Regions from separate parts of the Homo sapiens genome. Here regions 1 and 3 are each linked to region 2. Evidence: chromatin loops called from intact Hi-C (ENCODE). Cell type or tissue: Calu3. All regions are shown on one strand. Links, peaks and the distances in the headings refer to the core of each region. The heading gives the core; the rest is flanking DNA.

Region 1 (8,151 bases), core at 2,137-7,136, 250 kb after region 2:
GAGTAATTTTTAAAAAAGTCTCCCATTGATTAGTTTCACACTGTAGTCAAGAATCTAACCAAAGATGGAATTTGGTTAACTTCAAAGTAGGGACCAGATTTAGTAATAGAGAATAAAGCCCTTCTTTGTTACATTACAGCCCACGAGTTAATCCAAAAAGTTCTGGTGGGCTTAATTACAGATAGGAAAAGGAATTTAGCTAGATTTTTAAAAATATTTTTATGTAGGCAGGCCAGGTCATGTTTATCTAAGGATTCTCTAATTGGATGCCATGAAGTGACATGCTTAATGTGAGCTGCAATATAAGAATGAAATGACAACATGAAGTAGAACAAGATAACTTAGTAGTGGGGAGAATAAAAATTAACTGAAGATAGTTAACCCCAAAACATTACTTATTTGAAATCAAGTCACATAATTGCACTTGGAACCTGGTATATTGCTCAATTTTTGTCTAATTGCTGTAGCTCGTTTACAGATAAACAGTCAGAATATGTTTGAACCCAGATAGTCATTAAATGAGCATAACAATGATAAGCAATTAAATTATTTGCAACTTTGAAAAGTTGGTTAGGCATAGTTGCCTTTTGAAAATCATTTTCCCTTGAAAACTCACTAATACTGTTTAAAAATACACAAGGTATTACATGTTTGCTTGCATTATAATCACAGTTTCATGTTCACATACCTTATCAAAAATCCAACACCAACACTGTATCAACAGTGCAACATGAAGAGGAAATTTGGCAAACATTAGATGTATTCAATTGCTGCAGTGGCTTAAGTCAATTCACACAGAAATAGGAGGTAATTTTTTGACATCTCCTTATCAATCAATTAGAGCTGAATCACAAAAAGAATCTAAGAAGTTTCAGGGCAGGGGTGGACACAGTAGCTCACGCCTGTAATCACAAGTTGGGAAGTCAAGGTGGAGGGATCCCTTGATCCCAGGAGTTCAAGACCAGCCTGGGCAACACAGGGAGGCTCCCGTCTTCAGACACACACAAAATTAGCCAGGCATGATGACTCACACCTGTAGTCCCAGGTACTTGGGAGACTTAGATGGCCGGATTGCTTGAACCTGGGAGGTCAAGGCTGGAGTGAGCCACGGTCATGCCATGCACTCCAGCCTGGGTGACAGAGCAAGACCCTGTCTCAAAAAGAAAAAGAAATAAAAGAGAAGAAAAGAAAGAAAAGACAAAGGGAGGAAAGAGGGAAGGAAGGAAGGAAGAAAGCGAGGAAGGGAGGGAGGGAGGGAGGGAAAAAGCTGTGGCAAAGGAATGAAGTGTGTAATATTCTTGAGCTAGATATTACTCCAATGATTAGGAAGAGTGAGGAGTCAAATAATGAGGCTAAATAAACATGTTGCCAAAATACATAACTGCAGTTTTTTACTTCAGATCTGAGAACATTGGGGATCCCTCCCCCATACCATTTATTGTGGGAATATGTAATAGTGATACTGATTTTTCTTCACTTTTTTGGAGTGCAGTGGTGCGATCTCGGCTCACTGCAACCTCCACCTCCCAGGTTCAAGTGATTCTCCTGCCTCAGCCTCCCAAGTAGCTGGGATTACAGGTGCATGCCACCATGCCCAGCTAATTTTTGTATTTTTAGTAGAGATAGGGTTTTGTCATGTTGGCCAGGCTGGTCTCGAACTCCGACCTCAGGTAATCCACTTGCCTCAGCCTCCCAAAGTGCTGGGAATACAGGCATGAGCCACCATGCCTGGCTTTTCTTCACTTTTTTTAAACTAACGCTTTTCTTTTAGTAGTTGTAGATTTACTGAAGTATTGCAGATAATAGAATTCCTCTAACCCCATTCCCAGTTTCCCAGGGGGAAACAGCTTACATTAGTATGATATTAACAGCTTACATTAGTATGATACATTTGTCACAATCAATGAATTAATATGGACACATTACAGCCGAAAAGGGCATGGTGGCTCACACCTATAATCCCAGGATTTTAGGAGGGGAAGGTGGGTAGATCACTTGAGGTCAGGAGTTTGAGACCAGCCTGGCCAACATGGTATAAAACCCTGTCTCTACAAAAAATACAAAACTTGCCGGGCGCAGTAGCTCACTCCTGTAATCCCAGTACTTTGGGAGGCTGAGGCGGGCAGATCATGAGGTCATGAGATCGAGACCATCCTGGCTAACACGGTGAAACCCCGTCTCTACTAAAAATACAAAAATTAGCTAGCTGTGGTGGCGGGCACCTGTAGTTCCAGCTACTCGGGAGGCTGAGGCAGGAGAATGGCGTGAACCCAGGAGGCGGAGCTTGCAGTGAGCCAAGATCGCGCCACTGCACTCCAGCCTGGGCGACAGAGCGAGACTCCATCTCAAAAAAAAAATAAATAAATACAAAAATTAGCCGGGTGGCACACACTTGTAATCCCAGCTACTTCGACGGGCAGGCAGGGAGGTGCTGAGGTGAAAGTATCACTTGAACCCAGGAGGCAGAGGTTGCAGTGAGCCAAGATCACGCCACTGCATTCCAGCCTGGGCTACAGAGCGAGACTCCATCTCAAAAAAAAAAAAAAAAAAGATACATTAGTGAAATTCTATACTTTATTCAAATTTCCTCCATTCTCCCCCAGTGCCCTCCTTCTGTGCTAGAATCCCATCCACATGCCACATGACATTGTATCGTCATGTCTCTTGACTTTGACAATCTGTCAGACTTTGTGTTTGATGGCCTGATAGTTTGAGGAATACTTATCAGGTATTTTGTAGAATATCCCTCAATTGCAGTTTGTCTGATGTGTTTCTCATGATCACGCTGGGGTACATGTTTTCAGAAGGAGAAGCAAAGTTCCATTTTCATCACATCATATCAAGGGTACACACTATCAGCGTGACTTATCACTGCTGAGGTGGACCTTGATCAACTGGTTGAGGTGGTGAGGGCAGACTTACCCACTGTAAAGCTACTCTTCCTCCTCTCCTCCTTTCCACAAGGTAATCTTTGGAAGGAAGTCACTATATGTAGCCCACACTGAAGAGTAGACAGTTTTCTTCCACTCTTTGAGGGTGAGGTATCTAAAAAACTTACTTGGAGTCATTCGGCACAGATCTCTCTCTTCTGTTTATGCAACCATTTATATCAGTACAGACAAAGGGATAGTTTATACTGTATTATAATGCAATCCTGCTTTACTTTGTTGCTGACATACCCCGATTATTGTAGGGTTCTTTTTTTTTTTTTGACAGGAAGTCTCACTCTTGTCCCCCAGGCTGGAGTGCAATGGCACAATCTTGGCTCACTGCAACCTCTGCCTCCTGGGTTCAAGCGATTCTCCTGCCTCAGCCTCCCGAGTAGCTGGGATTACAGACACCTGCCACCACGCCCGGCTACTTTTTGTATTTTTAGTAGAGACGGGGTTTCACCATGTTGGCCAGGCTAGTCTTGAACTCCTGACCTCAGGTGATCTGCCCGCCTCAGCCTCCCAAAGTGCTGGGATTACAGGCATGAGCCACCGCGCCCGGCCGGGTTTTTTCATCGCTTCCTATATTCCTTCTGATATACCACTTTCTCACACTACAGGATGCTCCGGACTTGCATGTTTCCCACTCCAATCTTAGAATCAGCTGTTTCTCTAAGGAGCTCATTTTTTAAAAATTGGACAATGGTATTAGAAACCAAGATCTAGGAAACCGTCATTCTCAGCAAACTAACACAAGAACAGAAAACCAAACACCGCATGTTCTCACTCGTAAGTGGGAATTGAACAATGAGAACACATGGAGATAGGGAGGGGAACATCACACACTGGGGCCTGTCATGGGGTTGGGGGCTAGAGGACGGGTAGCATTAGAAGAAATACCTAATGTAGATGACGGGTTGATGGGTGCAGCAAACCACCACAGCACGTGTATACCTATGTAACAAACCTGCACATTCTGCACATGTACCCCAGAACTTAAAGCATAATTAAAAATAATAATAATAAACAAATAAAAACAAAACCTAGGCCTGGCGCAGTGGCTCACGCCTGTAATCCCAGTGCTTTGGGAGACCAAGGCTGGTGGATCACTTGAAGCCAGGAGTTTGAGACCAGCCTGGCCAACATGGTGAAATCCCATCACTACAAAAAACACAAAAATTAGCCGGGCATGGTGGCACGTGCCTGTAATCCCAGCTACTCAGAAGGCTGAAGCAGGACAATCCCTTGAACCCAAGGCAGAGGTTGCTGTGAGCCACGATTACGCCACTGCACTCCAGCCTGTGTGATAGTGTCAAAAAAAAAAAAAACACAAGATGTAGGTTCTAGGTGTACTTGTTGCTGCGGAATAAAACCAAATCCTAATGATTTTTTTAAGTGTTACACCAATTCTTCTTGTTTGCCTCTGATGACACAGCCTCCAGACTAGCACATGCAAGTTAACTCTCTATGGTGTTTTCAACTAAGGATGCTTAAGGTCTCGTGCATTACGTGGCCAGATAAGTATTCGTGAATTATGACTCCCTTTATGCTAATTTAAAAAATAAATCCCCCAGCTGGGCGCAGTGGCTCACGCCTGTAATCCTAGCACTTTGGGAGGCTGAGGTGGGTGGATCACGAGGTCAGTTCACAAGACCAGCCTGGCCAATATGGTGAAAGCCCACCTCTACTAAAAATACAAAAATTAGCCAGGCGTGGTGACGTGCGCCCGTAATCTCAACCACTCGGGATGCTGAGACAGGATAATCACTTGAACCTGGGAGGCAGAGGTTGCAGTGAGCCGATATTGCGCCACTGCACTCCAGCCTGGGTGACAGAGCGAGACTCCGTCTCAAAAAATAAATCCCCGTCTTATGTAGGTACGGGTTCAATGTGGCTCCTCTACAAATGTGTGGAATTGATTTCTCACTAACCGCCCTGATCAGACTCTTTATTGCAGGTAAAGAAGAAAAGCACCACATACATCTTTTAGGCACTTTTTATTTTCCAAAAAAAAAATTGTCGTTAATATATAAACATCTCATTCTCTCAAAAAATTCTACAACTATACAGCTGTTTGCTCCATTATTTGCATAGGAAATGACCACAATACAAAAATAAGAGGGAAAAAGAAGCAAAACAGCAACCGATTTCTGCTTTTCATGTAGGTGTGTTTCCACGTATAAACATTTTGAAGCCTCTTACAAAATTATTTACATCGTTTGTCATCTATTTACATCTTTTAAGAGCAACTTTTCTAACAAACAAAACTATAATTTATCAAGTTATGAAAATTGTCTTCTAAAAAAACTTACTATATTACCACAAAATAAATAAAGATAAACAATATTTTAAAAACAAAATTAAATTTTCATTTCAATTAAGACCCCTTTTGGCATTTTGCTTATTTATTCTGCCCTTTGGTTAACAGCATCAGCATCACATTACTATTTTATATTGCATATATGTAGCATTTGCTTCCTTAAGTTTTCAACATATCATTTATATTTAAAGGCAGACACTGAGTCAGTATTAATAGATTAACTAAACTGCACTGTAATTTAGATAAAATTACTGTGTCTCACTGTGTATTACATGCAAAATCCACATAAATTGTCATTTAACCAACAGTACTGCACGAGCGAACATCTCGATATATGAAAACTGCATCATCAATTCAACGTTTTGGTACTTGAAACTGCATCATAAATGCAACATTGTCATATGTGAAAACGACACCCTAAGTCCTTCTTTTTAAAAATGACATTGCGTTTAGCTTATTGTAAGAGGTTGAACTTTTGTATTTTGTAACTATCTTTAAGCTCTTCAGTTTATAATTCATATAAAATGCCTTTTGTATTTAAAATAATCCTATTTTAATCAGTGCATGAAATTTGCTTTTTTAAAGTTCATTTGAATGATTATTCCTTCCCTCTAAAGAAATGATTTTGGTAATGTTGAGAGGTACCTTACCACAAATCCTAACTGTAAGTGTATTCATGGTTATTTTCAAAAGAATTATGACTCTTCCCCAAAAGAATCCTAAAAAACTTGTAATAAACCTATAAAGCTGATTTGCATATTTACAAAATTTTGAATAGCAAATATAGGCAACTCATATATGTATATAATTTTTAAAAACCCACACATTTGTTCAATGGCTATTTGTGAATTGCCAGGTATACTGTATCTCTAAGGAATTACCTACTATTGAAAAAAACTACTCAATGCCAAGTAAAATCTTGACATACAATCCATTCTTCTTCTGGTGCCTGCCAACTGATTTGTTTACTGAACACTGTCACATTAAATGATGGTGCCTAGGTAAAAACGCTGCACACACTCCCCTCCACCCCCACCCCTTACCCATGTTGAGACGTGGCTGCCTGTCATGAGATGAGATCTGCTTGAGTAAAGCCATATACATTACAGCAAGCATTCCAGATTCTTAAAATGACCAAACACTTTGGTATTAATACAATGTATTCCCTGTTTTCTCAAATATACAAAATATACATTTCCAGTTTTAGTTGTGGTTTTCTTGCTTTTGTTTGTTTTTGTTGTTTTTACACAGGAATAGTTAGGTCTGTCATTTGAGGGAGCCCAGGGGACCTGGAACGGGTCACACGGGCAGTGCTCAGTTCTGGTGCCTCTTCATATGCAGGGCCAGGTGGTCAGAGCGCGAGAAGCTGCGGTTGCACACCCCGCACTGGAAGGGCTTGGCGCCTGTGTGCTTCCGGTAGTGGCGGGTCAGCTCATCCGATCGCGCGAACCTCCAGTCGCAGCCTTCCCAGGTACACTTGTATGGCTTTTCACCTGTGACAACGAACAAAGGAGGTAAAGCGGCCTGCTTGTAATGCAAACATCCTAGATAACACCGGAGAAGGAATTTCAAAGAAAAAAAAAATCTTGGCCAAGCGAAAGAAGGAAAGCTCATGAATTCCATTATGAGTAAATACATATCAAAGCCACTCAAAGTAAGCTAGTTAAGAGTTATTTCTTATAACCTCCAAGTATTTTTTACCTCATAAAGAAAAAAGCATTTTGTGTACCTTTGAACAACTGAAGAATAACAATTTTAGACAAGTACAAAACGAATCAGTGCCCTTATTTTTATGTACTCCTACACACATAAATCCAGGAAATGACTAGATGAGCCTGAGTGGCTTTATCATTATTGTGCAAATACAGTTTCTATACCAACAAACCCAAATTAAATTATTATAGGACTAATGGCTGTAAGGTGGGTGAGGGAGGAAAAAATTCAGAAGCTGTTGCACGAATCACCTATACATTGAATTTCATGTACCACAACTGCTTAACCAGAAACTGGTCCTAGATGTTTCTAAATTAGCCAGACAGAAGCTTGCAGCTCATCAATCAGTTCACTTGAAAACATGGCCTCCAAAATGGACTATTAGGGCATTCACTCTTTGAGAGTCACACACACCTTCACACACCTTCCTTTTGCAGATTGAAGCAAAATAGTCTGGTACTGATAACTTCACATTGGTAAAAAAAAAAGACCATGAAACAACTGTAAAAACTGACATTTGTTGACTTGTATTTAGTTTTTCTTTGTCATGTGTTACACCCAAAATTCATTCCATAAACAATTCGCCAAGCATCTATTATAGGCCAGGAACTGTCCCAAATACTTGTGATACAATGGCTAACAAAATAAAAACAGTTGGCCTCATGGAGCTTACATGTGTAATATACATCTAAAAGTCTGAAATTGTTCAACCTACCCATTCCATTCTTTCACAGTTCTCTTCCCTTGAGTATTGAGTTGGTATGTTCCTCCCTCCCATCCTGTAATGTATATTATTCCTAATGCTCCCCAAAGCTTGCCAGCTGTTTAACTTTCAAAACCACTAAATATTCATAATGTAGTCTTAATTCTCTGTTTGTGAAGAATCCTACTGGAGATCATATATTCCAGTAGGAATAAATGCCAAAACGTTCTTTCAGTGAGCATTAACTAGCAGTTCCTACATTTATGATTTTATAATTTTCTATGAATTTTTTATAAGAATTCGTGAGATAAATTTGTATATTAAAGTATTACTGGCTTACTGCTGAGTTTTATATAGATACTTTTTCACCTCTTAAATTCCCTTAAAAAAATGTTTCCTTCTGAAAGGGAGGAACCTCAGAGTTGCTTTGAACACTTGTTTAGTTCTGACGAAACAGAAACTGCACAACCTTTCTGCCTAATTTA
Region 2 (8,151 bases), core at 1,262-6,261:
CTCCTTCTCTTCCTTCTTCTTCAAGCATATGTGAAAAACCTTTCTTTGCCCATTGGCCTTAACAAAACAGAATACTGACCTGTAGATTGTGCTTTGCTGACACCTGATTCACAACAGCCCTGGCCAACAGAAATACCATGCAAGTCACATGTGTAACTTTAAATTTCAAAGTAGCTACATTTAAAAAAATGTTTAAGGAACAAATATAATTATTATTAATAATGTATTTTATTTAGTCTAACATAGTCAAAATATTATTTTTCAACACATAATCAATATAAAATTATTAATTAGATATTTTACTTTTTTACACGAGTCTTTGAAAAACAATGAGTATTTGCCCCTTCCAGCACATTTTAATTTGGACTAACCACATTTCCAGTGCTCAATAGCTACCAGTTGCTGGTGGCTACTGTAATGGACATCGCAGATCTAGAAGAAAAAGTCTTTGGCATACGTTGTCCTTAATGATCTGTCCGGGCTCATCTTTCCAGCTTCACATCCTACATCTCACCCAAACACACTTGACATTCTCGTCACACTGTACTAATTCCACTTCTTAGTATGTCGTTCCTTCTACTTGGAACGGCTCATCTCACCTGTTGCCTACCTGAAAACTTTACTCACCCTTTCCCTAAATAGATGCAATTACAATAGGATTAAATGCATTAAAATGACACTAGATACTTACCAAAAAAAATTGTATCATGTTACAAAAATGAAAGCTGGTGCTAATTTTAAAATAAAGTATAAATTTTAAAATAAAAGTATGAATTTTTAAATAAAGTACTGAGAAACTGGTAAGTTAATTATATATTTTAATATCATATTAAAGTATTTCTATAATATTAATGTGTTCTAAGTGAAAGGCCTTTTTTTCTTTTGTAAAGCAGAATTTTTTTCCAAAAGCATTTGAAATATGTTTATTTATCACCATGTCGTCCATAAATATGTTTGATATTATTGCTTCTGTTTAACAATCATGAAACTAAGACTTTCAGGAGGTTAAATGACTTTGCCATGGGCTCAAAAGGTATATTAAAGATTTCATTTTTTCAGAAGTTCTTTGAAACTAGATAGTCCTTTACTACCTGGGGTAATAAAAGCAGTGACTTAAACGTTAAGATCAGCTGAGATAACTTCTAAGGTAAGAATAGTGGTATCGTCCAAAGGGTTTGCTACCCTCCAAAGGCTCTGATATCCTGTGTTTAATTCCACCTTTTGTCCCTGAGAGTGTGAGAAAGATACAAACTCACGAGACCTCAATTTCCTCACTATAAGGGATCACAGACCTCTCAGATTATAGGAATGACCAAATAATATGTTATAGTATGCAAAATTTTCCTCTAAGATTTTATTTCTATGACCTGAGCACATTTTTAATAAAGTCAGATCTTCATAAAACGGGACAATCTCTCCTCAGAGGTTCGGCTAGACCATGAGTTTCTCCTAGAATAAGTCAAAAGATGTACGTTGTGATCTGGGAATCATTTTAATCCTGTGAGCTTTGGCTAATACCAGTGGCACTCACCCCTGGCTGCATATTAGCATTTCTGGGACACTTTTAAAGGTGCCGATGCCCAACCAGTAATATTGCAATATCTGGGGTCAGGGGCAGGCATAGATAACTTTTCAAAGTTCCACCAGCCTTTCCCAGGTGATTCTATTGTGCATTCAGGCTGAGAACTGCTGGGTCCACCAGGCTCAGGTTCTTTGTTTGCAAAATAAGACTAATTCTTTGTTCATGGATTGTTGTAAGGATTAAAGAAGACAATGTGTTATATAAGCACCTGACATATTTGAGAAATTAAATAAGAATTCCTTCCCATCCTGAGGCTCCTCCAATGAATTCTCCTACTTTCTAATTGGTTGGATACTAGAGCTGTTTTCCTCTCAAATAGTATTTTTTTTTCAATAGGTTGGTTTGTTTGGTGCTTTCAGTTTAAACTGACCAGTAGCATTTGGCAGTGAATCAACCACAACCCACATGAGGAATATTATATATTTCCCACCTGCACTGTCAGTTGGGGAGCCTCCCTAAGCAGGGATAGGCTATTAAAAGACTCCCCTCCCTCCCCACTAGCTGGATAACCCCCAGAAAGACTTCTCCTCCCTCTTAAGAATATTATAACTTTTTTTTTTTTTTTGAGACTGAGTCTGTCTCTGTCACCCAGGCTGGAGTGCAATGGCACAATCTTGGCTCACTGCAACCTCTGCCTCCTGGGTTCAACCGATTCTCCTGCCTCAGCCTCCTGAGTAGCTGGGATTACAGGCATGCACCACCATGCCCAGCTAATTTTTGTATTTTTAGTAGAGACAGGGTTTCACCATGTTGGTCAGGCTGGTCTCGAACTCCTGACCTCATGATACACCCACCTCGGCTTCCCAAAGTGCTGGGATTACAGGCATGAGCCACTGTGCCCGGCCTATAACTTTTATTGATTTACGATGCATCATTCCTTCATCAGAATCTCCTGGGATGTCTTTAAAAGGCAGATTCCTGGGCCCCATTCTCAAGCTACCTAATCAGACTCTAGAATTGTGACCCTTGCAATTACCTTTTTAACAAGCTTCTCAGGTGGTCCTTCTGCACGCTAATATTTGGGGAACATTGACATGGAGGAAAGGGATAACTATAGATCCAGCCATCAAATTACTCAGGTTAATTTCCTACCTACTGCGATTTACTCAGAGACCAGAGAGGAAGGTAAAAATGTTGAAGCTGGGGCGGGGTCAGGGGGTGGTTCTTTTCTTTTTTGTTTCTTTTAACATCTAAATAGCTCTCTGCTTTCTAAAATGTTCTCTTGACCTTGAAAACTTTTTGCTCTCACAATGTCTTAGGGCTGGAAGGGCTCTTAAATATCATCTAATTCAATCCTTTGTTTTATGAGAAAGAAAGGGTGCAACTTTCCCAAAGTTACCAACCTGGTGTCACCATATATCGCAGGGTTAATAGCTATCTACTCTTCTTTTAAAAGATAAAAATGTTTGCACTGGTGGCTCCGTGAAGATCATAGCCCTACACTGGCCAGCATTTGTGCATACACAGCTTTGCCTATTAAAAAAAATCCATTAAAAACAATTCATCTTCCTGTTCTCTGAAATTTAAAAACATATCCCACTTCACAAATTAGAGGAACGGTCTCTAGTCAATGAAAACTTCACACAAGAGGGCAGATTTTAAATTATAACTGAACACAAAAAGAGGGTTATATGCTGGCTGTAACAGATTTGGAAATGATTTACTTTGAGACACATGAGACTGTAGGGCAAAAGCGCCTTGCATAAAGGTAAATGATTGTCAGAGCCAGGGACCTGCTAAGTCACAGTCCTACACAGGTGATACATTGTCCCAGCTAACTGACTCCTCGATGGGTGCAGAAAGTCAGCATGGAACATTATCTGCAAATTCAGAAGAATCAATTCAATGAGCAATGGAAACTGAGAACACCGTATCATTAGAATAATCCCTTTTACAGTCATAGCTTTGGAATTCACAAATGTACATTTACAGATACATGAAGCATTCTACTTGTTTACTTAACCTGGCTTCCTGCTATTATTGCTCTCATTTTTATTATGAAGTGTTTTTACGTTTCTGAAGCTTGATTCATTAAATAATTGCCATCCTCCTATCTGGGTCATTGGTCATATTTATCGCAAAAGAAAACTACAAATCATTATTCAAGAGCAAATTCCACATATTTTCCACGTCCTAAACTTTTCAACCTCTCTTCTTTTGCACTGAGGGGGATTCGTTCCAAGGAACAGCACATTCCCCAGAGGTAATCTGACCGGAGCAGGAGGGGAACAGGGTTGGTCCTCTACAGAGAAGTTCACAGTGTTTTTGCCATTTGCTGTCCTTCGTGTTAGGCTTTGTTTTCTAAACATCATTAAGAGGTTTTAAAAATAAACCTGTGGTGGAACTGGTTAAAAATCACCTTAATTCCTAAAGCGTGGGGAAAATTTACACACACACACACACACACACACACACAGAAACACACCTCTTCCTTTTCCTCTTCTTCACAGAATAAGCAGGTCATTGTTTTTGACTATTCATTTCACTGTAGAAGAAAACATAAATAAAATATAACGGGGTGAATGGATCACATCATTAACTTAAACTCCCCCATACTTGGGAAGAATATACAGTTCACAAAGTAATGAGGTGCCTGGAGTTTGTGCGTCGGAAGTGTTCCTGTTTATAACTTATGTACACAGCATTCTCCTTGGCTCTTTCTGTTTTGTTTTTTCCTTCTATTCTTTTTTTCCACTGCAGTCATGGTAGAGCCTAGATTCACTTTTTGTAATTGTGTTTCCTGAATTGCTAAGTAAGCTATTTTTAAAAACTCATATAAAATAAACAATTTCAAGAGTCTTAAAAGTCAAGGGCTATTTGATGTCCCTAAACGAATGGGAAGAAAAGACTCTTTCACCTTCTAAAATAATATTTTCCTAGAAAAATCAATGGGCTCAACAAGAGAGGGAGGAAAGGAAGAACCACTATTACCAAGGGCTTACTGCCAGGTATCGTGTTAGCTGCTTGAAGGATAGATCTCATTTTTTCTCACAACAACCTTCTAAGGTCAAAATTATTATCCCACTTAACAGAGAACAAAGACTCAGAACTGTTAAACGATTCACTGATATTATAAAACAGCAAATGGAGAGGATGGATTCAAATATAGACTGGCTTGACTGACTCAAGAGGTCGTGGGTTCTTTCCATACTGTTTGAAGATGAATCCTTTTTTCTTTGCAAAGATATCATAAGTTGTTTCCATTGTCTATGGGAATTTTTGTTGTTGTTGTTGTTGTTGTTGTTTGTTTTGGTTTGTTTGATTAAATTATGTTATCTGATCTGCCATCAGGAGAGAGATAATTAGAACCTTGGAATTGTGGTGCCCGAAAGCCCCACTAACATCTCTTCCGTGTCCACCTAAAATGTGGGTTATGATGATTTAATATCAACTGAGCCCAATTACTCCCAACTGTGAGGGAGAAAACTAAGCCATCCCAACTAAGACACATGCAGGGCCACTGAGACAGTCGACAAAGAGGGTGTGGGCTGAGCTTATGAGAGAAGGTGCAGAGTGATGTGTTGCGTGGATTCCTCTGGAAAGGTACCATGGGCCCTTTGTATCCTTAGAAACCTGCTCACATGCAGACACTGGGTGATATGTTGGGTAATTCCTGACCCTTGTTGCAGCTCAAAAAGCTGATGATGCTAGAAACTAGGATATCTCCCATCCAACATACAGGAGCCTCATGGAATCAGAGGCTATGGGAAGACACAGGGGAGCAGGCTCTGCTCTGCTAAAGAGAGGAAATCTTTAGACGCAAGCCATTCTTGCTTTTTGCTTTAACCACATCATAAAAGAGCATAAAAAAAATGGAAAACTAAGTCCTTTCACACCATTGTCGTTTCTCAGAATCCTTCCAGCATCCAGTATAAGTGTAATGAAAACAGTATAACCCCTCCAATGAGACTGACCTAGTTTTTTATCATTGATAAACAATTCACCAGTTCAATGAACCTCTCTGAGTCTCTGTGACCTCATTTGCAGAACAGGGATACTAATACCAACCTTACCACACCATTTCAGGGATTAGAGATAATGGAAGTCAAAACACCCAGAAGATCCTCAGGCATGAACCCTGCCATCATTGGCTGGTTATTTTAGCCCTAAATAGTACTCAGGTCTTAAACATTGATTCTAACAGCTTTCCCAAGGTAGATAGATCTTCTCTTAATATCCTTGATGGAAACAGTTTCAATACTTCCTTCTTTGAAAGACAGTCTGGGCCCATTATTTGATCTTTAAAGAAAATGATGAATTAATTGGTTAATGTTCAGCTCTTTGGAGAATTAGAAAACTGTCCCATAAGGTTGTTCAAACAGACTCAGATGGCAAGAAGTACAGATGAGTTTTGAGTTTGAGCAAGGTAGAATAAATGAGTTAGTGAAATGTTAAGGAGCAAACACCTAGGGCATGAAGCACATTAAATCTCTTGGGAAAAAAAATGCTTTTACCTTCACAAAGTAGCATGTTAATGCCACAATTATATTCACATGTGTTTAACTGTCCTGGCAAAATTTTTTGTTCACAGTTTGAGGTAATAAAAGTATTCGTTTTATACTTACTGAATAAATGATGTCTAAAATGAAAAGATTTTATTAAATAGTCAAAGATTGTCTTTGTTATTTGATTTTTAAGAAATTATTTTGCACCATGCCTGTCCTCCTGCTTTCCCCAACATAGCCACTCAAAAATTAGAAAATTTCCTCTCAGCAGCATCAGGTCTGTGGTTAAAAAATGACCTCAACAGATACCCTGTGCTGGTGCACAACTCATTTGGGTCCTGTGTTCCAATGAAAACACCATATGAAAGGGCTAAGTCAAGGGCATAAACAGTTAAATTCATCCATAACTAAACACATTTGTCAATTTCCAAGACAAGATAAATGTATGATCTTTGAAACCCAACTTAACCATGGGAAAAATGCTTCTGAGATAACATTAATGCCACGAAATGATAATTGGACCTAAAATACTAGAAATGGGTGAAAAATCTGAGCTGTCTGCAAATAAACAGTGGCTCTGTTTTCATCTTTTTCAGAAAATGAATTTAAGTTGAGGTGTACAAACACTTGAGAGAGAGACTAAAGTAGCTATCTCCAAAGAAGAAAATTATCACCCTGTTCAAGTCATTGAACAGCCTTAATTGTGCTCTTTAGACCCTGCTCACAAATATGACCCAAGAATACAGCTGGTATTGTGGGAATTAAAGAAGTATAACTAAAATTAGAAATTTGATTAGATTAATTTTTAATCTTTTTTTCATCATATAGTTTGGTTCTTGTGCAGGGAATAATTTGAAAGTTGACAAAGTAAGTAAAGCTTTGAATATTTACCCTTCACTTTCTATCAAAATTGCCAGTGGTAACAATTATATACAATTTGGAAATAGACAACTATACTAAGAAATTTCACTGCAGGTACTATATTCTACACCCAAACTGAATCAAATTTAAATTGCTTTGCTTAATAGGAGAAAAGAAACAAAAAGCAAAAGTTGATCAAATATTCCAAAGAATAAGCTGCTTCTGGAACACTCAGCTTTTCTTGTGTGGTTTTGGTCTTGGTTTTTGATGTATAATTTACAACAGTAAAATGTACAAATTTTTAGTATGCAGCTAGAGTAATTTTTAGCTAGGAACATACCCAGTAACTAAGAAATAGACTATTTTCATTACCTCAGAAAGATCACTAGGGCCCCTTCCTCATCAAGGAAGTTCTGTAATGTAACTGGCTTTTCTCTATATTTTCATTGATTCCTTTGCTTGAGAAATAAGTAAACACATGCTGAAGAGGCCTTCACTCAATAATTACTTGTAGCACACATTTAGAGTGCTAATCACTAGGAATCTAAACATAAAACAATGATAATTCCTCTTGCCTTCAAACTGTTCCCAGTCTTTTTAATTTTAGAATTCCAATGTATTATATTTCAATATTTAAAGTATACCTTCAGGCCGGCATGGTGTCTCACGCCTGTAATACCAGCACTTTGGGAGGCCGAGGCAGGTGGATCATCTGAGGTCAGGAGTCTGACACCAGCCTGACCAACATGGTGAAACCTATCTCTACTAAATACAAAAAATTAGCCAGGCATGGTAGCACATGCCTGTAATCCCAGCTACTTGGGAGGCTGAGGCAGGAGAATCGCTTGAACTCGGGAGATGGAGGTTGCAGTGAGCCAAGATTGCACCATTACACTCCAGCCTGGGCAACGGAGTGAAGCTCCATCTCAAAAAATAAAAATAAGTAAGTAATTTTAAAAAATAAAGTATACCTTCAGCAATGCAACAGATTCCTGGATCAGGTATCCTGCTGTAGATGATGGCTAGATGAACCACCAGAAATGTTGGTATCTATCCCAGAAACCACTCCATCTACCTTGGAAATGTACTACCTTTTTATTTTTTATTTTTTTAACATGCAAGGCTTTTCATTTGCAAGTGCTTTTTCTTTTCAACATCAGTGAGACCTACACTATTCTCCTATGCAGAATTTGCTCTGGCCTTCTTACATTTACTAATTTACATGTTTCCATATTTGCCCTTACCCAAATGAGTCATTCTTTC
Region 3 (8,151 bases), core at 2,137-7,136, 110 kb after region 2:
CAGCTCACTGCAACCTCTGCCTCCTGGGTTCAAGCGATGCTCCTGCCTCAGCCTCATGAGTAGCTGGGATTGCAGGCATGCGCCACCATGCCCGGCTAATTTTGTATTTTTAATAGAGTGGGGTTTCTCCATGTTGGTCAGGCTGGTCTCAAACTCCCAACTTCAGGTGATCCGCCAGCTTCGGCCTCCCAAAGTGCTGGGATTACAGGCATGAGCCCGGCCGAGACAGACATTAAAAATAATTATCCAAGTACCTACACCACACTAAGGAGGAAAACTGCAGGATGCTATGAGCGTGTGTAACTGCAGCCATGACCTGGGGAGGGGGCAAGGAAAGTGTCCCCAAGGAAGTGACGCTTCTACAAACTGGAAGCAGAAGGAAGCACTCCATGCATTTGTCTTCCACGTTTTCTCAAGGATGCATCCTCACTATTGATGTCCCACAATCTCATGTCCTCAAGGAGGTCACCTCTGTCCTCCATGTCCAAAGTACCCCCTTATCCCCTCTGTTCTCTGTTTCATTTATTCATTCATTCTATACCTATTTATTAAGCACCTACTATGTATGAAGCACTGGAAGATACATAGGTGAAAATAACAGTCTCTATTCTGGGAATCCTTCCTTGCCTGTACCAGGTGAAAAAAATTTCTGCCCTTAACAGGGTTTACATTCTAATAGAGGGGATGGCAGAGGGAGTGCACTTTAAAAACTGCAAACTTAAGGCCAGGTGAAGTAGTTCACACCTATAATCCAAGCACTTTGAGAGACTGAGATGGGAGGATTGCTTGAGTCCAGGAGTTCAAGACCAGCCTGGGCAACATAGCAAGACCCGCCCCCCGCCATCTCTACCAAAAAAAAAATTAATTAGCAGGCGTGGTTGTGCATACCTGCAGTCCCAGCTATTCAGGATGCTGAGGCAGGAGGATCGCTTGACCCCAGGAGTTTAAGGTTGCAGTGAGCTGTGATAGCACCACGGCACTCCAGCCTGGGTGACAGAGCAAGAGCCTGTCTCAAAACAAAACAAAACAAAAAAATGCAAACTTAATGTGTAAATTATAAATAGACTATGGGTACGTTAGAAGGTCAAAGGAGCTATGAACATAAGGGAGAAGGGGAAATGGGAGAGGCAGAATGGAGTGAGCTGTAATTTGAAACAGGAAAAATAGGGTAAGCTTCCTTAAAAAGAGGACACTGAGCAAAGACTTGATAGAAATGATAGTTACCCCCAAGTTGGCTTCCCTCACAGCATTTATTACAATTTCTAATGATCTATTGGTTTCTTTGTTTGGGTTTTGTCTACCTCCCTCACCCCACCTCACACACAATGGAATGTAAGTTCCATCAGGGCAGGGGCTATTGTGTGTCCTGTTCATTCTTGTATTCTTAGACCTTGGTGCAAACATTCTGTGTTAGAATGAGTCAATACATGAAAGAAGCAATGGTTAAAGTGTTCTCTCACTAGCTTCCATGCATTACTAAAAATACCGAGCAAGTGAAATCAAGGTGCTTGGTCAGAACCAACGCTGATGATTGATTGTCCCGGGTGCCCAGTATTTCTTTGGCACAGAATCATGGTAGCAAAGGCTTTTGTCTGCCTGCACATATTCTCCTTCTTCATCTTTCTGCTAACAAATTCTTCTTTGTTGTGGGAATCCTTCCTTACCTCCACCAGGTGAACATACTCCTTAGATTGGCCAAAGTTTTTCACTACTATGGCTACAAGAATGGACCCTAGCATGGGTATGTGGCCCAAACAGGGCTGGTGAGGAACTCCAGAAGCTGCACGGGATTCATAGGGGAAAGGCTCTCTTTTTTTTCCCTGGGAGTCCTCTTTACAAACAATGCAACCCGCCTGCTCTTCATTCTCTGCCTGAGAATGAACTCAATGCAGAAGATAACAGTGGCAAAAGAAGAACAAGAGAGATGGATTTATAATTGTCTGATATGAACTCCTGAATCCATTCTTTCCCAAAGCCAAGTTCACGCTTTTTTTTTTTTTTTTTTTTTGAGACAGAGTCTTGCTCTGTTGCCCAGGCTGGAGTGCAGTGATGCAATCTCGGCTCACTGAAACCTCTGCCTTCCGGGTTCAAGTGATTCTCCTGCCTCAGCGTCCCGAGTAGCCAGGACTATAGGCATGCGCCACGATGCCCGGCCTCTATTTTTAGTAGAGATGGGGTTTCACCATGTTGGCCAGGCTGGTCTCAAACTCCTGACCTCAAGTGATCTGCCTGCCTCGGCTTCCCAAAGTGCTGGGATTACAGGCCACTGCACCTGGCCCAAGTTCACACTTTGAACTTCTCAGCTAGGTGGGAACTTAGAGTCTTTATCAAATAAATAAAGTTGCCACTTACAACTAGAATCTTTATTAAATATATCTATCAACCAAAAGTTTAAGAAGATATAATCAGGAAACTAAGAGGGTATTTTTTTTTCTTCTTTAAACTATTCATCTTCTAATGAAACAAGTAAGTGCTGAGTTAACATCTGATGGCCTGGTTATAATGTGATCATGATGAATTCTGTACAAAATAAAGATCTGTGCATTCAATGCATTCTATTGTCTACTGTTCCCCAGTTCTGTGTTAGGAGCTGGGTATAGAATGTGGTGTGACAGACAAATCTTTGTCCTTGTTTGGCGAATATAAACAGTAATAAATTTCATGTGAGATGGTAGAAATGAAGCAGCTCCAGATGTACTGGCAGCTGAAGTAGGGAGCCCAGCCTAGCCAGCAGGGATCAGAGGGGGTGCTCAGGGGACCCCTCAAGGGGAAGGGATGGCCTAATGCAAGATCTGACTGAACTATTACTAGGATTTTCTCAGAGGAAGGCAGAGGAAAGTGGGTGGGGGAAGGGTTTTAGTCGGAGAGAAGGGCATCTCAAAGACATAGAGCCAGGAGGATCTTAGGTCAGTGGTGTTCATGTGTGATGATAACTGCAGAGTCTTGGGGAACATCACAGAACCACACAGACCTTGTAAAGGTCACATATTCAAGCTGCAGCATCTACACCTGGTTACACTTCACCTTGTCAAATCACACACTCACAATTTTATCCCACATTCTATCTTTTCCCATTTTTTTATTAAACATATATAATTAGGATGGGTCACTTATGAAGAATAGTATTTAGTAGTCTCATCACAGAATAATACAAATGAACACATTTCTATCAAAAGCTGTAAATGGCCAGGCACAGTGACTCACAGCTGTAATCCCAGCACTTTGGGAGGCCGAGGTGGGCAGGTCACTTGAGGTCAGGAGTTCAAGACCAGCCTGGCCAACATGGCGAAACCCCTTCTCTACTAAAAATACAAAAACTAGCCAGGCATGGTGGTGCGTGTCTGTAGTCCCAGCTACTCAGGAGGCTGAGGCAGGACAATCTCTTGAACCTGGAAAGCGGAGGTTGCAGTGAACCGAGATCATGTCACTGCACTCCAGCCAGGGTGACAGAGTGAGACCCTTTCTCAAAAGAAAAAAACAAAAATACAGATTCCTTGGTCCCATTCCTGACTTACTTAAAATCAGAATTTCTAGGGATGGGACTTTGGAATTTGTATTTTAAAAAAATAAATAAATAAAGCTGTAATGTCCTAACATACAAGCTGTGTTTATAACTTTATTGAAGTAATTCCTATATAATCTTTCTGAAGACAAGGCTTCAGCTGCATGGCATGTAATCTAAACTAGACAAAGGTTATACTTCCCACCCTCTATAGAAACTTACAATCATATATTCCAATAATAAGATTCTGTAGAGATGAAGTGGTTGTTTTGTATAACAAGATCGTATATCTTCCAGCTAGAATAAAATGAGGTTTTGAAAACAAAGTAATTACATTGTTAAATGGGACATAGAAAAGACATTTCGCCTCCTAAGAATGTTTGTTATGAATTTAAACAGAAAATATTTTTATGGGAACAGCAATAATAAGTTATGAACAATTCTATTTTGAAAAGTTTTTTTAATGAATCAATGTTTTTGCTTGCAAAGAACATTCTTCTAACTTGATATGTTAATGTTCTATAATATATCTTTTAGTTGAAATATTGCATCACTCACTACTTCTATTTTGCCTAGCAAAGGACAAATCATTTTAATTTTGTGCAAACCACACATCTGTTTTATATGAGAGATCACTATTTCTCACTTGCTAAAAATATATACAAGACAAAAACAGCCTCCCAAAAACTACCCGGCTACACATTTAGCCCTACTACAAACATTCTGTGGTCCTTGAATTGAGCAAATCACCAACTAAATTGGCAAATGTTAATATTGCTGTCTGCTTTTCATAGAAAGAAGTGCTCTGTTTCTGTTGGACACGTTTTCAGGAAAGTGAGGTAATCCTCAATTTTTCCCTAGGAAAGTAAGCCTGGGGCATGCTCAGAAGTGGCTTGGTGAGGCCATTGTTTGAAGGTAAAAGGAGGTGGTTAGTGGTATGATGAAACTGAGATAAGACTGAACGCAAAGGCAATCAGTAAGAATGTTCAAAGTCATTGACGTCAATTAGACTTTTACCGAAGAAATGACTATAGTATGTGGCCTCTGGATTAATAAATCATTATTGATCAAACAGCTCTTCCTTCCCCTTCTCACCACCTGGCCGTTCAAATAAAAAGTACCTTCTTCCTTATGCCCCAAGTCCAAAAAAAAAAAAAAAAAAAAAAAGGAAAGGGGAGTGTTTTAAAATACTTCCAATCTTTTCCTATACTGGTTGTAAAACATGATCTGAATGTCCTTCAATATCTACTTCTTGAAGGCAATCAAAAAATAAATTAAGTGAATTGACGGGATGTCTTTGCCAATGCTCACATTTCATGTCATATGTTTGTGATCACAATTATGCCGAAGACCAGTGCTCTCATTCCTTCCCTGAAGCTGTGGTTCCTCAAGTATGAAGGGAATGAGTTACATTCCTTGTAGGTTCTAGCCATTTCCCGTTTCTCAATTAAGAAACTTGCAGGTTACTGGGCCGGGCGCAGTGGCTCATGTCTGTAATCCCAGCACTGTAGGACGCCAAGGGAGGAGGACTGCTTGAGTCAATACTAGCCTGGGCAGCATAGTAAGACCTCATCTCTACAAAAGATAAAAAATTAACCAGGCATAGTGGCATACACCTGTGGTCCTAGCTACTCAGGAGGCTGAAGCAGGAGAACTGCTTGAGCCCAGGAGTTCGAGGCTGCAGTGAGCTGTGATTGTGCCACTGCAGTCCAGCCTACGCAACAGAGCAAGACCCTATCTCAAAAAAAGAAAAAAAAGAAAAGAAAAAGGAAAGAAAGAAACAGCGATTACTAACAACCTGGGCTTCTGGAACTTCCTGATCTTTCCCCTAGTACCTGACAGAGAAAGTAGCCCCCAAAGACATTAAATGAAAAGCGGGAAGAGCTGAGATCTTAGGAAAATCTTGGCTTAATGAAATCACTCTAGTATGCCAGAGATACATTGGAAAATATTTTGTTCTCTTTATCACTTATTCAGCAGCTTATTTGTTAATTATTTTGTAATTACTAATTAGTTCGTCCTCTCCCAATTTCACTTCACTGTTTTGCATTGACTAAGACGAGAAGATGCATTTTGTCTACTTTACATTAGTGAAACTGAGAGCCAAGAGATTTCACTGAAGTAGTCAATGCTATGACACTGGGGATGGAAGTAGCCCTAACCCCAATTCTGGTCATGCTTTCTATGTGGAATCTCTGAATTCATAATGGTAATACCTCATATTTACATAGCATTTTCATAGTTTCCAAATGCCTTCAGTGGGTTTGTCTTATTTAATCTGAACAATAGCCCCCTGAAAAATACAGCAGACACTATTCATTCCCATATTCGGAGGAGAAAAATGAGACTTCAGAGAGTCTATGTAAGAACCCAGATCTGGTTCCAAATCAAAAGATTTGAAGCTTTAGGTCTAAATAATGTCATGCCCTGAAAGAAAATTCAAATGAATCCACTTTTTGCCATCACCACAGCCCAAATTATGGCCCATATCATCATCATTTTGATTCTCACAGTTCTGACTTGTAATTACATCATCTCTTACATCGACTCTTTTTTTTTTTTTTTTTTTGAGACAGAGTCTCGCCCTGTCACCTAGGCTGAAATGCAGTGGTATGATCTTGGCTCACTGCAACGTCCGCCTCCCAGGTTCAAGTGATTCTCCTTCCCCAGCCTCCCGAGTAGCTGGGATTACAGGCGTGTGCCACTACACCCAGCTAATTTTTGTATTTTTAGTAGAGACGGGATTTCACTATGTTGGTCAGGCTGGTCTCGAACTCTTGATCTCGTAATCTGCCCTCCTCAGCCTCCCAAAGTGCTGGGATTACAGGCGTGAACCACCGCGCCCAGCCACATCGACTCTTACATAGTCATCTTTGACTCTTACAGTTCTGACATGATGCCCCTCCCTGTCTCCATTCTTCCCCTTAAGGCATGCACTGCCAGCTGATCTTTTGATGCTATTTGTCAGATCATATTACTGCCTTGCTTGGAACCCTCCAACAACTTCTTTCTTATTGCAGGTAGAATTAATCTAAGCTCCTCACCATGGCCTAAATGTCTTCCATGATCTACCTCCGGAGCACCTCTCCAATTTCAGGTGGTGCCTGCCGCATGGGTCCTCTCTGCTCTTGAGCACAGTAAACTAACTCATTCCACTTGAGAGCCAGTGCACGTGTTCTTCTGTTTGCCTAGAACATGAGTTCCTGGGTCCCAGGGCTCCTCATCATTCAGGCCAGTTCACATGTCATGTCCAGGCCTTCCTTGACTAAATCACTCTCCTTTACCCTATTACCTGGTAGGATTTCTTGATAGCATGGCTATCTGGAATTATCTTACTTGTTTATTTTCTCTTTCCCCTCTCCACACACATGTCCTATTTCCTAGTATCTTTTATTCCTAGCATCTTGACCTAGTATGTAATTGACATCCAATATAATCTTTTGAATGAATTTGTGAAAAACATATGGTATGCATTTTTATATCTATGCTATAGATGTACCTAACTATTTAATTGTATGGACACAAATCATGTATTTTATTAATTCCCAGCTTATGGACAATTGGGGTGTTTGTAATTTTTGCTACTATAAGCCACATAGAAACAGACAGCTTTGTTCTTACAACTTTGTGCATTTGTTCCATTCTGTAGGGTCAATAGGGACACAGGTTTTGAATCTTTTTTTTTTTTTTTTTTTTTTTTGAGATGGAGTCTCGCTCTGTCGCCCCAGGCTGGAATGCAGTGGTGCGATCTCAACTAACTGCAACTTCTGCCTCCCCCGTTCAAGCAATTCTCTTGCCTCACCCTCCCAAGTAGCTGGGAATACAGACACCCGCCACCACACCCAGCTAATCTTTTGTATTTTTAGTAGAGACAGGTTTTCACCATGTTAGCTAGGATGGTCTCGATCTCTTGACCTCATGATCCACCCGCCTCGGCCTCCCAAAGTGCTGGGATTACAGGTGTGAGCCACTGTGCTGGGCCAAGGTTTTGAGTTTTGACAGCTACTACCAAATAAGTAATATAGTTTTTCTTTTCAAATTGAATTCTTTCCTTCCTCTTCTAATATCGCCTATTAATACATACAAATAAGGCTTTCTTTATCAACAAAAATGATATATCAGCTTTCCATTTTATCATGTGGACAAAATTCCACAGTGTCAATTGATTTGTCACACGATTCCATGTCATGATCAGGAGTAATACATACATACTAAAAACTTTGTAAAACTTAACTTGTGAACTTTTTTATGAGAAATCGCTAAGCAAATTTACACATTTTCAATCGCCTATTGAGGCTCTAATTCTTCCTGGTTTTATTTTGCTGTGCCCAGTCATCTCTTAATAGTATTTAAATCACTTAGAAAGACTCTAGTCTGTAAATCTGATTTTTATTGCTTTTATAATTACCCCCCAAAATGACAGAAAAAGAAAAGAAACTGTAATACTTGAAGAATTAACAAAATTGACTGCATTATCTTGCCCAATTAACTCTTGTTTCTGAAGCCTGCGAGAACTCCTCAAGAGCTTTGTCAATCAGGTTTAAATCTCAGGTAAATCCAAATTCTCATTTAAAGTATTCAAAAGAAAATTAAGCATCAATATGGCCTCACACTTGCCCTGCTGGGAGAGCTGGCACTCTCCAATTTCA

Evidence for each region. Peaks named below come from ENCODE experiments on the same cell type or tissue, not always from the same donor. Only the 100,000 strongest peaks of a DNase experiment are listed, where the experiment ranks them.
Region 1: it touches region 2 in a loop (5-fold over the local background); 6 of 110 quality-filtered maps call a loop at or near these places.
Region 3: it touches region 2 in a loop (7-fold over the local background); 4 of 110 quality-filtered maps call a loop at or near these places.

The regions. Positions count from the first base shown.
Region 1 is chr13:73,074,300-73,082,450 of GRCh38, reverse strand. KLF5 (KLF transcription factor 5) reads right to left here. Exons shown (of 4, transcript NM_001730.5): 4 at 4,913-6,743. The coding sequence ends at 6,565. Among named protein-coding and RNA genes, the nearest start is that of KLF5, 19 kb to the right of the region's middle. RefSeq lists enhancers at 6,111-6,916, 6,917-7,723. In Calu3, for the core only: no CTCF peak of the experiment used is centred there; no DNase peak of the experiment used is centred there.
Region 2 is chr13:73,321,221-73,329,371 of GRCh38, reverse strand. No RefSeq gene overlaps it. Among named protein-coding and RNA genes, the nearest start is that of LINC00392, 240 kb to the left of the region's middle. In Calu3, for the core only: no CTCF peak of the experiment used is centred there; a DNase peak (open chromatin) is centred at 3,331.
Region 3 is chr13:73,212,808-73,220,958 of GRCh38, reverse strand. No RefSeq gene overlaps it. Among named protein-coding and RNA genes, the nearest start is that of KLF5, 160 kb to the right of the region's middle. In Calu3, for the core only: no CTCF peak of the experiment used is centred there; a DNase peak (open chromatin) is centred at 4,978.